2 separate regions of the Mus musculus genome follow, and region 2 is linked to region 1. A link is a contact called in ENCODE Hi-C or POLR2A ChIA-PET data. All regions are on one chromosome and are shown on one strand. The core of a region is the stretch at or near the end of the contact, and the rest is flanking DNA. Distances in the headings are between cores, read along the strand shown.

Region 1 (6,856 bases), core at 1,709-4,208:
TAAAGGGGCTGTAGACACAGCTCAACTGTTAAGAGCATTTGACGCTCTTGCAGTGAACCTGAGTTTGGTTCCCAGCACCCTCATCAGGCAGCTGCTCATAACCACCTATAACTACAGGTTTAGGGGTAACTACAGTTCCAGGGTAACTACAGCTTCAGGGGTATCCAACACCCTCTTCTGGCCACTGCAGACACCTGTGTCCACATGCATGTATGCACACAGAGACACATAATTAAAAATGAGAAAATGGGCTGGTGAGATGGCTCAGCAGGTAAGGGCACTGACTGCTCTTCCAAAGGCCCTGGGTTCAAATCCCAGCAACCACATGGTGGCTCACAACCACCCATAATGAGATCTGACGCCCTCTTTTGGTGTGTCTGAAGTCAGCTACAGTGAATTTATGTATAATAATAAATAATTTTTTTAAATGAGAAAATATTTAAGTATAAGACAGTTGGTTATGTGCATAACTAAGCAGTTGTGATGGAAGTGTGGCCTCCACAGTCCTCACTGTCAGGACTCCAGTTTCTCCTTCAATGTGGTCTGACAAGTTGTCAGACCCGGGTGAAATCTCTACCTGAGAGAGAAATTCCTATAAGGCAAGATCCAGGATTTTAAGCCTTTTTCTTCTCTTAGTGTGAGATTCCTCAGTAAATTCTAATTCCTTGGGGTCTACTGTGTGAGAGGCCTGATAGCCCTAATGGAAGGACATACGTGTCTCAGAATACAAGTGTCTCTTTCCTGCCAGTACAGTTATGGTGGTACACACCTGCAATTCCAGCACTTAGGAGGCAGAGGCAGGAAGATCATGAGTGTGAGGTCATCCTGGGCTATATAATTGAGTTCAAGGCCAGCCTGATCTACATGAGACCCTATTTCAATAAATAAGTCTTTTCCTTTTCCTTCCTTTCTTCCTTATTTTTGTGTTTGAGGCAGGATGTATTCCTGGCTATCCTCGAGCTCAGAGATCCCCTTCCTCTGCCTCCCTAGTTCTGGATTAAAGGCATGTGTCACTGTGTCACTGCTGTCCAGTCAATACATATTTCTCACACGCATTTAGTTTCCACACTCTGGAGGCAGGAGGCAGAGGCAGGGGGGATCTCTGAGATGGGAGGCCAGCCTGGTCTACAGAGCAATACACATACACACACACACAGGTGTATTCATGTGTTTTAGGGCCTAAAGATGACACAATTTTTTTTTCTATTGTGAACAAAAATGGAAAACAGTTCCTTTTTAATTGGAGAAACATTGTTGAACTAACTCAATAAACTTCTAATCTCAAAATTTATACTGTCTTTTTTTTTTTTTAAATCTGTTTATAGAGGGCTGGAGCAGTTAAGAGCACTAGCTGCTCGATTCCCAAGCAGCCACACAAGTACTCAGCAGTCTGTATAGTTCTAGGGTATCTGGTACCCTCCTGAGCTCCTCAGGTACCAGATACACAGGTACTATATAGACATACATACAAGGAAAACACTCAGATATAAAATACTTTTTAAAAAAATCTGTTTACATCATGCTGGGCACGATGGTCCGTGTCTTTAATTCCAACACTCGGAAGACAGAACCAAGAGAATCTCTTGTGAGCTCTTGATTTACATAGTCATCCCAGGCCAACCAGGGCTACAGAGTGATGGCCAGTCTCCAAGGGGTGGGGCTAGGGGTGAACACAGCACAAGCAACAAAAACTATGCTACGGAAAAAAAAATCTATCTTGTCCAGATGCCATTCTTTTGAAATATTATTACTGGGTTGAAGTCACCAAACGATCTACTTTGAAAACAAAACAAACTAGGAAGCAATAACCCGTCTGGCAATTGCTGGAACTTACCCCAATGAAGTCATCGCATCAATCATAAGATCAGCACTCTGGCTGAGTCTGTGCCTCAAAATGTCTGACTCAGACATACTCTGCTTGTTGAAACAAGGTCCGACTCATGCTTCCTAATAAAAATAAAATACTATGCAAAGGAGACATTTTCTGAATTTCAATTCACTTCAAATAAAATTCTACCTGCTCTTTATTCTAGAAAGCAGACTTTGGGCTGGGGAATCAAACTGGAGCTTTTGGTTCATGCTAGGCAAACCAGCTATGTTCCTAACGTTTCCTTCAGTAATATGGTAATAACTCGTAAACCTTTACAGAGTGAAGTTTAATCTGTTAGCGTAGCTAGACTTCTTACTGTACGGAAGCCGGTAGCCTATGCAAACAAAACTGTTTACATGGCCATCCTCGTGACTCCGCATGACAAAGCAATCCGAGCAGTTCTGCTCCTTCCTTGTTGATCTCGATGAGGGAAAAGCAACCACACCCAAAACCTCAGAACCTAGTCCTGAGGTTGAGGTTCTAGGATTAACGGGCCCCTTCCCTTCCTTTGCACAATAGACATCCCAATGGGAGAGGTGGGTGAACCCCGGGTACTGAGTCTAATAGGCATTTCTCCTCTTTCCTTCCTTTGTTTGTAGATTGCTGGGGAGGGAGAGAATCTGTAAGTCCGGCCGGGCTCTGGGCTGGGTCTCTGGCTAAATCCTCAGCTTCCAGCCCGGCAGCCACCCCACTCCCACCCACATCTGGGCCCGTGGGCGGCTAAGCCACAAGACAAAACAACTAAAAACACTGGCTACGGAAGCATCAATGCTCATACTGGAGGGGGCCTGGGCGAAGCTAGAGTCCAGCCAGGGGGAGCAGGGTGAGGTCGCAATTCACCCTGTGGCGTAAAGCCGCCGAGCGATGGGTGCGAGAGAACCACGGGGAACTCGGGACGCGGGGTTCCGGACGCGGGAAGAGAAGACGCCCCTCCCCCACCTCAAGCAGGAAACATCAGTATTTCGCTAAGGCGAGCGCCCGCACATGCGCACTCGGTTACTTAGCAACGTCGACGTTAAACTGCCCGAGAACCGAGCCCAGCAACAATCGAGCGGCCCGCGACCTCCACCAATCAGCGTCGGCCTCATCTTTGACTCCTCACCAATCAGCGCTGGCGCCGCAAGGAGGTTTCCAGAGCTTTCGAGGGAGGGCCCTTTAACTTGGATTCATCCGCGTGATGATTTTTTCAATTTTTTGCACGAGAGGAGACGAGACGCCGGGAATACAGTGTCTCTCGTTTGGTAGTACTCTTTTCTTTGGTTCTGAAGAATCGGGAGCTCGGCAAAAACGCCTAATTGGTCTGGGGGAGGTGGGGGCCCGCGGAACTACTTTCGGTGGCGCAGGAAGACAACAGCTACGTAGGAGTGAGCAGTCACGCAACAGACGCTGCATAAATAGCGGCTCGCGCGGCCACTGAGCTCAGTGACGAGAGGCTTTGTCCGGTTCGGCGGTCTTTCTGTGAGGGTGTTTCGACGCGCTGGGCGGTTTGTGCTTTCATCACATTTGTTAACAGGTATTTGTCTACGGCGTTTGAATCATGGGAGGATTTAGAGAGGGGGCTTACGTGGTGCTAAGCGGGCCTTTTTTTTCTTGGGGTGGGGGAGGGGAGCGAGGTGACGTGACGCGGCAACGGGCCTTCCGGGAAGAGTGGGCCTTGGTCGCGTGCGCGGAGCGGGGGCGGCCCTGGCGCGCGCGCCAGGGAGCTTAACGGACGCTTAACCGATGGAGAGTCCATCGTGGTTATTTCAGTGGGGGGAGGCAGAAAAGAGGTACTTCTCACTCGGGCATTGTTTATTACTTGAATTTTTATCGATGGCTTCTGGTCTGGATATTTTTTATTTTCAATTTATCATGTCTATTGTTAGCGAACTTGGATGCCCCGCAGTTGATGAATGTTCCAAATGCCAGTTTAGTGTTTTGGAAAGGTTTAGCAGTTTGAAACCATGACAAAACAGGTTTTATGTTATGACAAAAAGGGGAGGAGTTTTGAGTAGAAGTATTTTGTAGGGAATCGAAGATTTTAGTAGGCTTTTAAATTTTTACCTTTTAAATTCAAGGTCAAAATGCAGATCTTCGTGAAGACCCTGACCGGCAAGACCATCACCCTAGAGGTGGAGCCCAGTGACACCATCGAGAACGTGAAGGCCAAGATCCAGGATAAAGAGGGCATCCCCCCTGACCAGCAGAGGCTGATCTTTGCCGGCAAGCAGCTGGAAGATGGCCGCACCCTCTCTGATTACAACATCCAGAAGGAGTCAACCCTGCACCTGGTCCTTCGCCTGAGAGGTGGCATGCAGATCTTCGTGAAGACCCTGACCGGCAAGACCATCACCCTGGAGGTGGAGCCCAGTGACACCATCGAGAACGTGAAGGCCAAGATCCAGGATAAAGAGGGCATCCCCCCTGACCAGCAGAGGCTGATCTTTGCCGGCAAGCAGCTGGAAGATGGCCGCACCCTCTCTGATTACAACATCCAGAAAGAGTCAACCCTGCACCTGGTCCTCCGTCTGAGGGGTGGCATGCAGATCTTCGTGAAGACCCTGACTGGCAAGACCATCACCCTGGAGGTGGAGCCCAGTGACACCATCGAGAACGTGAAGGCCAAGATCCAGGATAAAGAGGGCATCCCCCCTGACCAGCAGAGGCTGATCTTTGCCGGCAAGCAGCTGGAAGATGGCCGCACCCTCTCTGATTACAACATCCAGAAGGAGTCAACCCTGCACCTGGTCCTTCGCCTGAGAGGTGGCATGCAGATCTTCGTGAAGACCCTGACCGGCAAGACCATCACCTTGGAGGTGGAGCCCAGTGACACCATCGAGAATGTGAAGGCCAAGATCCAGGATAAAGAGGGCATCCCCCCTGACCAGCAGAGGCTGATCTTTGCCGGCAAGCAGCTAGAAGATGGCCGCACTCTCTCTGATTACAACATCCAGAAAGAGTCGACCCTGCACCTGGTCCTCCGTCTGAGGGGTGGCTATTAATTATTCGGTCTGCATTCCCAGTGGGCAGTGATGGCATTACTCTGCACTCTAGCCACTTGCCCCAATTTAAGTTTAGAAATTACAAGTTTCAATAATAGCTGAACCTCTGTTAAAAAATGTTAATAAAGGTTTTGTTGCATGGTAAGCATATATGGTGTCACTTGTGAAATTCTGTGGTGGCTTGGGTGGTGGGGGCTCTTAACTGATTATTTTGGGCATGATTTAACTAAAGATTGGTCTTGACTAAAATATGCATCATTTACAGCTTATACTTGTATGACATCGCAATTTTGTTTAGTTAATGGCAAAGCCTTAATGTCAGTTTGCCACAGAAGGGGTGGGGCTTGCCATACAGCCTTTGTAACTTTGCTTATTTAAGTACTTTTTTAAATTGGTGGTTTGGGGGGTCTCTAGGTCACACTGATTTGCATATGATTGCTTGGGTAAGATACCAGCAGGTTGGATTTCTTAATGCTGGTTGTGATAATTCTTTAGGAAGAAAACCACCTACTTGGAGAAATGGTAAGTAATAGAAAAGAAAATTAAAAGCTATTACAGTGAACACCTGTCATTGGAAGGTTTGTGTCCCTTCAATCCCCAAAATTTTCAGCAGTATGGACCCTATGTGCCTCTGGTCTACAACTGAGACACATGATTTCCCAGCTTTAGCTATCATTTTGAAATGTGATTTAAAAGACATAGAGGTTCGCCAAGAACTGGAACTTGCCAGATTATTCAGTTGTAGTTAATGTCCTAAGGTTTTTTGGTTTTTTCGAGTTTCAGGGTTTCTCTGTGTAGCTCTGGCTGTCCTGGAACTCACTTTGCAGACCAGGCTGGCCTAGAACTCAGAAATTCACCTGACTCTGCCTCCTGAGTGCTGGGATTAAAGATGTGCGCCACCACGCCCGGCCTAAGATTTTTAAAATGCATTTGTAGCTGGTACTTTTTCATCTGGAGATACAGGTTTGTAGAGTAAAAGAAATTCCAGCATTCAATCCCAGGACTGCACTAAAAAAACAGGCCCTTAGTGTCAGCACTGGGGGGAAGCAGAAGCAGGACTACCCTAGTCTACATTGAATTCCATGGCAGTCTCCAGGAGAAATGGAAATGAGATTACAATCTCAATAATTGTTAAACGCTAGCCTGCTGTGTGAGCTCCTTTCTGTATATGAGTATGCATTTCAGCAGTAAACCAACTTGAATTTTAAAGGTGATGGGAGACCATCTATGTTCTCATTTACTGAGTGTAACATGCATACCGGGGATCAAACCCAAGTGGTGTAGTTTTAAGGCAAGCAGTATAATCTGTGCTGTCTCACCAGCCCTCTATTGGATCCTCCACCCCCTTGAATTTTGCTACGAATTTTGCCCCTTTTAATTAAGCCCAGACTAGTTGCTTTGAGTTTCTAACCCTACCTCTGCCTCTTCGCATAAACTGCCACTGCAAGTGGTTTGATGTATTTTGTTGAAGGAATCTATCCCTGGCTGGTGTGGTACACCATATTGTGCAGGCTAGCCTGAATGAAACTCAAAGATACCCACTTGGCCCCTACTTCCCAAATGTTAGGATTGTGTGCCATTTTGCCTAGGATTTTTTTTTTTTTTTTTTTTTGGAGATAGTCTATGTAGTCCTCGCTGTCCTGTGGTTAGTTACCAGGTTGCCCTGTGAACTCACCTGCATCTGCTTCCTGAGTGCTGATATTAAAGATCTGTGCCACCTTGATTTTGGAAGAAATACCTGTACAGCTTTGTGGGGAAATGTGTCTAGGACTTGCTATGAGATTAATGTAGAGAGAGCAGAGTTGATAAGATTTCTTGAAGCTGGGCATGGGTGGTACATACCTGTAACCCCCAGCACCCTGAAGGCTGAGGCAATATTGCTCCAGGCTAGGCTGGGCCATTTTGTAGCTAGGACCCACATGGTATCTTTTAATAAAAATACATGTATGAATAAACAATTTAAAAGCCTGGGAGCCATGGCTCTTTGGGGTTCTCTAACTGCTAG
Region 2 (6,666 bases), core at 1,971-4,470, about 21 Mb after region 1:
AGTATGGAAGTGTAAGCTGAATAAACTCTTTTCTCCCCAACTGCTTCTTGGTCATGATGTTTGTGCGGGAATAGAAACCCTGACTAAGACAGATGGTCTAGTATAGGCAACACTTTGTTACTTCCTATGCTCCCTTTTATTTCTTTGAGACCCTTTGCCAATCCCCTATTGATCATCACAATCCTTGTTTGTCACCTCTCCATTTCCACTGTCATTATCACTTAACTCTTCTTAGCTCTTGAAATCAGTTTCGGAGTGTTTACACTGTCTCACTCTGAACATGCGTGTACACTGTTTCCTTAAATATTACTCTGATCACTTCATTACTTGGCCTCTGAAATATTCAGTCTCCCTCTACTCTTCAAGTTTGCATCCAACTGGTTTGTGCTCTTAGCAAAGTCTCAGCCTGTCTTCCTAATCTCCTATCACTAACACAGGAGTCCTTAAACTTTGCAGTGACTCAGAATTGTTCCTGGAGTGCTTGAAGTATTCTATTGGGTCAGTTATGGGTCACAATCAATTTGGAGTTTTTACTATTACTTTTTTACACTGGACGACGGACGATTAACAGGTCTTTGCTTGTTTCTAGAGTTCACGGAATTTTGAGAAGCACCCCAACAATGATTTTTAGCTTTGCCAACATTTGGAAAACTAGATTTTTCAGCTAACTCATCTTGAGTTTAATAATTTTCTTGATCTTTCTGTCTCTCTATACTTCTGACTATCCTGGAGCTCCCTATTAGATCAAGGTGGTCTCAAACTAAGATATGCTTCTGCCTCCTCCTAAGTACTGGGTTTAAAGGCGTGCATCACCACGCCAGGGGGGAATCAGGAGATCTTAAGGCTCTTCAGGACCTAAATGAAATGTCTCTTCTCCCAGGAGATCGTCCGTGCTGGCCTTGGCAATTTGATATTTAGCTGCACTTTTCTCAGGGCATCTTTAATTATTTAGAATGCCCAATACCAGGGTTTGATTACCAGCACTCACATGGCAGCTCACAACCATCTGTAACTCCAGTTCCAGAAGATCTGATACCTGTTTCTGATCTCTGCGGGCTCTGTGTTGGCATAGTGCACAGACACGAATGCAGGCAAAACACACATGTATAATCACAAATAGATCATTTTTAAAATCTGTTTTTTTTTTAAAAAGTGTTCAAGATAGGAGTCTCTCTCTTCTCCCCATTCTCCATCGAAGCAATGGTAAAATCACTACGCCTAACAGTCGCCCGGAGTCCCGTGAGTAGAGAATTGTGTAAGAAGAAAACCAGCGTCGCTTTCTGAGCAAAAACCACAGGCCTAAGTCGCGAGACACAGACCCAGACGCCTAGAAAGCCCGGGGAAGCAGCCTCCACCTTTAGGTCAGCTCCACCCCTTGCTTTCACTTCACCTTTCGATTGGCTGCTCTTCATGCAGGCACCGCCTTATAGTTGTCACGTGAAGCTCTGGCTGCCGTGGGATTGGCTTACTGACGCGCGCGGGGCTGTGGGATGCAGGCCCGAAGAGGCGGAGGGGAGAGGACGCGGGAAGCCAGTGTGCCCCGGACGCAGTGTCCTAGCGCTCATCGGGTCATCCTCTGCAGCCCAGATTGTCCCTGTCCAAGACTGCGGAATGAAGAATCCAGGTTGGGAGCCGATTGAAGCCCCGACTCCGTCCTCAGTCCTCTTTCCCTACCAAGGATGGCTTCAGGCTCCCGAAGTTGGCGGGTTTGGACTTTTATCTTTTTTTTTTTTTTTTTTTTTTTTTTTTTTTTTTTGCTTTGAGAACCTGTGTGTAAGTCCTCTCTGGTCAGCAAAGGAATCTGTGCAGAGCGCCATGAATTAGAGGATGGGGGAATGAGTGCTTGAAGATGCCCGAGGTATGGTCCTTATCCGTGTGACATTTGGAGGTAAGATGGCGTTATAAATTGTGCTCATGCATTTCTAATTAAAAGCCATGGGATTAGGCTTACCAAGGTCACTTAATTGAACCCTTTTGTTCCAGGCTGTTAACACGCTTCCCCAGTTCTTTAGGAACTCAGTGAGATGGGGCTGGTGGGAGAGATGGGGGAAAACTCGTGAACTGGCGCATAGTTGGCACACCAGTTGCCATGAGATGAGTGCTGTGAGGCAGAGAACTAGGTACCTGCTGGCATGGCAGGAACTTGGAATCAGGTACCACCATGTCTGTCTGGATCTTTAAGCGGAATCGGTTTCACAAACTTTGCTTCTGTAATTCAAAGGGCAGAGCCTTCCTTTGGGATTAATCGAGATAAGGTTTCCTGTGTAAAGTGGCAGCAGTATGGAGAGGCAGAGCTGACAGCAGGAAGGGTTTCTCTGGGGCAGGGGAACACAAGCTCTAATAGTAGATTTGAGAACTTTAATAGTCTAGGTTGGGTAGTCTGTAAGATTCGTTAGGATTATGTTATTAACTAGTTAAGGGGTAAATGGGTTATTTTGGGGTTTTTATTTTGTTGTTTTTAAAAGATTTATTTATTTCATGTATATGGGTACACTGTCGCTGTCTTCAGACATGCTAGAGGAGGCCCATTACAGATGGTTGTGAGCCACCATGTGGTTGCTAGGAATTGAACTCAGAACCCCTGGAAGAGCAGTCAGTGCTCTTAACCACTGAGCCATCTCTCCAGCCCCTTTATTTTGTTTTAAAGACAGAGTCTGTATAGCTAGCCCACCATGGCCTCAAACTCAGGATTCTTCTGCCCCAGCCTCCCAAAGCAGTAGGATTACAGGTGTAACCACCACTGCCCCTGGCTTGATTTTTGTTGTTTTGGAGGTTGTTTGGTTGTGGTGATGGTCTTTCTGGGAATTGACCTAAGGCCTCATTCATTGTTTTGAAATCCCTTGAATACCACAGTAGTTTGTATATTATTTCCTGGACCATGGGGAGAAAGTGGATGCTTTAGTGACTGAATTACACTTTTATAGGTTTAAAGTCAGCATATATATGTGCTGGAATCCAGGGAAAACAGAGGCAGAAGACCCACTGAATCACAGTGTTGTGAAACAGATGAGCTTTAAATCAGTTATTGACCCTATGCAAGAGCAGCCAGTGCTCTGAACCACTGAGCTATCTCTCCAGTGCCTGTAGTTTCACCTATTATTAGTAAAGGGTGGATGTTGAGAAGTTAGAGATGGAAAAATAGAAACCTGGTATTCAGACCTTCCTAATTCTGCTATTAAGTGGTATAGAGCTTTAGAAGACCCTAACCTCTCAAGAAGTTTTTTTTTTTTTTTTTTTTTTTTTTTTAGGTTTCCTTCAAGCTATTTTTTTAAATTAGGTATTTTCTTCATTTACATTTCCAATGCTATCCCAAAAGTCCCCCATACCCTGCCCTCCGACTCCCCTGCCCACCTACTCCCACTTCTTGGCTCTGGCATTCCCCTGTACTGACTCTCAAGAGTTTTTGACTGAAATTAGGAGTTTCTGGTAGGAAAAAAATTATGATGTAGAGCTTTGCTTGTTCACTGTACACTTTCCTGTGTTGCTCAGGACTCCTTGGCTCCCGTCTTACCCACTGGAGTAGCTGGAACTGCAAGCACGAGTCACTGTGCCCGACATTGTGACTATGTCTTTTATCTTCCTTGGCAGTTGAATTCTATGTTAAATGGATAATAGGAAATCTTTTCTACAGCTACTACTTTTTTAGACTATGTGTCTCTTAACAAATATCCCTAAGATTTTGTCAAAATAAATGGAGGTTGGACTCATGTAAATAACAACAAAACCTTTTTGTTGCTGTTTTGAGACAGGGTCTTGTTATGTAGCTCTGAGGGCTGTCCTGGAACTCACTGTGTAGAACTCAAACTCACAGAGCTCCTACAGCCTCAGCTTCCCAAGTGCTGAGATCAAAGATGTGCACCACTGTGCTTGGCTCTAAAAACTTTTTTTGAGTGATAAATGCTTCTCCACTCTGTGTTGTGAAAACAAAAAAGCCCCCTACCCACAAAAAACCCAAAAACTTGTTTTAAGTTTTTTATTATTATATAGCAGTTATTTACCACATAGTGGAAAGTATTGAAACTTCAAAGTTGAAGCATGTGAGAGTAGCTTTTTGAGTGTGTAAGCCTACATTTGACTGGATGTGAAATGGAGCCATGCAATGATGAGCGAAGTATAGTCTGACCTGGTATTGCCATTGCTTTGGCGCTGGCTCTGACCAGGGTGTGACCCCTTAATCTTCTCTCTGAGCTGATTCTGCTGACCACATGGGGGTATTTGAACCTATGTGGATCCTGGCTTATAATGTGTAAGAGTATTTCTTTTGTATCCTTTGAATTACTGATACTTTCATGTTTTCCTTCTTAGGTCCAGGTGAGAAATCAGGGTTGAAAACTGCATGGAGGATTCATCATTTCTGCCCTGAATTGGAATCAATTCCTTATTGACTTATTATTACTGTATTAAAAGTGTTTTTAATTAACCATGGTATTTGTTTGGGTAAGATCTTTATTTTGGTAAGTTTTTACCAGAGCTTATAAATGATCATATACTCTTCTTCTGGTAAGCTTCAATATTTTTAAATCTACAAGATGGCTTATCTATTTTAAACTTAGTAAAAGTTATATCATGTTCATGGTACCAGCGATTATGCGCTCAATTGCCAGCATGAATCACAGTAGGCACTTGGAAATTATTTTCATCTGGCTTGCATTAATGATTTTTCAGAAGCTGTTTCTTCACCAGCTTGTCCATCCAATGTCATAAATCTTCCTAAACAAGCAACTAAACTTTTGTTTCTGGCAAATGTTATTTCATACAAGGTGGTATCTGTGCTGTTAGAACAGGATTTTTGTTCTAATTATTGAATTTGTCTTTTTAAAAAGCAAAACTTTAATAGATACAGAAAAACTTCAAGAAGTCAATGGTGATCTGAACGGAAATTTATTTAAACCCCTGAAGTAATCTTTTGGGTTTCCGCATAATCATGACAGCATGGAACAATTCTTTCCCAGAATCATGTATTGTTAAAATTGACTTAAATGTTTCATAGAAACTTTCATAATACCTAGCATGATTCATATCAACTGAGCAAACTGCCAGTTGAGCAAACTCATGAGAGCAAGCAGAAGGCTTCTGCCCTTCATTAACTCTTCACTAGGTAGGCATCAGGTAAACATTAGATAAGGATTTTACTGCATCTCACCATTGCCTGCTAGTTTTCATTCATACTGAAATTTCCAGACTCCTCCCTATAAACAAACCCTATCCCAAGACAAGTATGGATCATCAAGGAAATCTTCAAATGCTGATAAACTGTGGTAGATGTTAGTAAGTCATGATAGATGGAAGGGGCTTTTCTCTAAAGCATTTCTATAAAGAGAAAGTCCATGTCTGATAAAGCCTCTAATTCAAAAGTAATGTTTTCTAAAGAGAAGGCCTGCTTCCCAAACCACTTGCTTTATAAGGTCTAACCTGAGGTTTCCTGTGATATTTTATCCCTCTTAATCAGTCTCTCACTTTCATTTTACTTTTGACAGTCTCCCTATGGTGGCCTTGAACTCAAAATCCTGCCTCCATCTCCAGAGTGTTGATACTATACTACCACATCCAACTTAAAACCTTACTCTTTAAGTGAGGTGGTCTTTTATAACTCACCTCCACATTGGCTCTCACACCACCGATAATCCTGATTCTCCTGCTTAACCAGCTTGGTAGAGAGCAAACCAAAAGGTTAGGATCGAATGGATATATCCTTTTAAAGAAACCCATGTAACTACTTAAAGTTAATGTAGTTATGAATCAGGGAAGTATCACTGTTGTCTGCCATACTAAAACCGTCTCATGGCCTTAGAGTATAGAACTTGAGTGGTGAGATAATGCACTAAGCTCTTTCAGTTCTCTGGAGAGTAGAGTTTAATTAGATGCTGGACTTCTGTTGGATACCCTGTAATGGGACAGGCTTGGTGACTCCTCACATAATTAAACACACAGCGGTAACAGAATACATAGCCAGAGGTGGCAAGAACCGTATCATTCACTCGAGTTTTACGACAGAGTGGGCACACTGTTTTCATTTTGGGTAAGAGGGGAGAATCAGAGTTGTAGTCTAGGTGTACAGGTGGTGGTGGAGTGGGCAGGGCAGTCAGTGATTTGATGGCTTCTTGGTTCTCAGAAGAGTACCACCAGTCAAGAAACTGCAGGAAGAATACACCCACAGAGAGGCCAGTCGAGAGGGATAAGGCAACACCTCCCACAGCTTTCTTCAGAGCTGACTTTATCTTCTCACCAACGCTGTTGGGAAAGGAGAGCAAGAGGCAAAGAAAAGAGTTTATTTGTATGTGGTCACAGAGTAATGTCTATAGGTGCAGTTCCACACTTGATGTGCTGGAGGGTCTGTTGTAAGCCAGTGTATATCTAAACTCTGGTGTTCTGGTTTTTAAAAGATTTATGTTTGTGTCTGCTTGTTTGTACACACACCAAATGCATGCAGGTGCCGTTTGGGCCAGGTGACCTAAAGTTATAGGCAGTTGTAAACTGCCACATATGGGTTCTGGGGGTTGATCTCTGTTCCTCTGGAAGAGCAGTACATGCCATTTACATAACCACGGTGCCATTTCTCCTGCTGTACCCCAAACTTCTTTGTTTGTTTGTTTTTGTTTTTCGAGACAGGGTTTCTGTGTGTAGCCCTGGCCGTCCTGGAACTCACTTTGTAGACCAGGCTGGTCT

What was found. A loop is a pair of places that touch in the nucleus more often than their neighbours do. ChIA-PET counts read pairs that join two places held with the same protein, here RNA polymerase II (POLR2A).
Region 2: a map of T-helper 17 cell shows a loop between it and region 1 (11-fold over the local background). The contact joins the promoter of AI450353 here to the promoter of Ubb in region 1. A Hi-C loop is called at or near these places in 1 of 37 maps with a recorded cell type or tissue (T-helper 17 cell). POLR2A ChIA-PET finds 5 or more read pairs at or near these places in 1 of 5 experiments (Patski).

Annotation. Positions count from the first base shown.
Region 1 is chr11:62,548,213-62,555,068 of GRCm38, forward strand. Ubb (ubiquitin B) reads left to right here and starts at 2,959. Exons shown (of 2, transcript NM_011664.4): 1 at 2,959-3,383; 2 at 3,928-5,001. The coding sequence starts at 3,934. The coding sequence ends at 4,851.
Region 2 is chr11:83,290,210-83,296,875 of GRCm38, forward strand. AI450353 (expressed sequence AI450353) reads left to right here and starts at 3,221. Exons shown (of 1, transcript NR_028364.2): 1 at 3,221-4,720. It overlaps AA465934 (expressed sequence AA465934), which reads left to right and starts at 1,490. Exons shown (of 3, transcript NR_028363.2): 1 at 1,490-1,624; 2 at 1,765-1,888; 3 at 4,306-4,428. It overlaps Snord7 (small nucleolar RNA, C/D box 7), which reads left to right and starts at 4,095; the gene lies at 4,095-4,190. It overlaps Pex12 (peroxisomal biogenesis factor 12), which reads right to left. Exons shown (of 4, transcript NM_001364762.1): 4 at 4,866-6,231. The coding sequence ends at 5,832.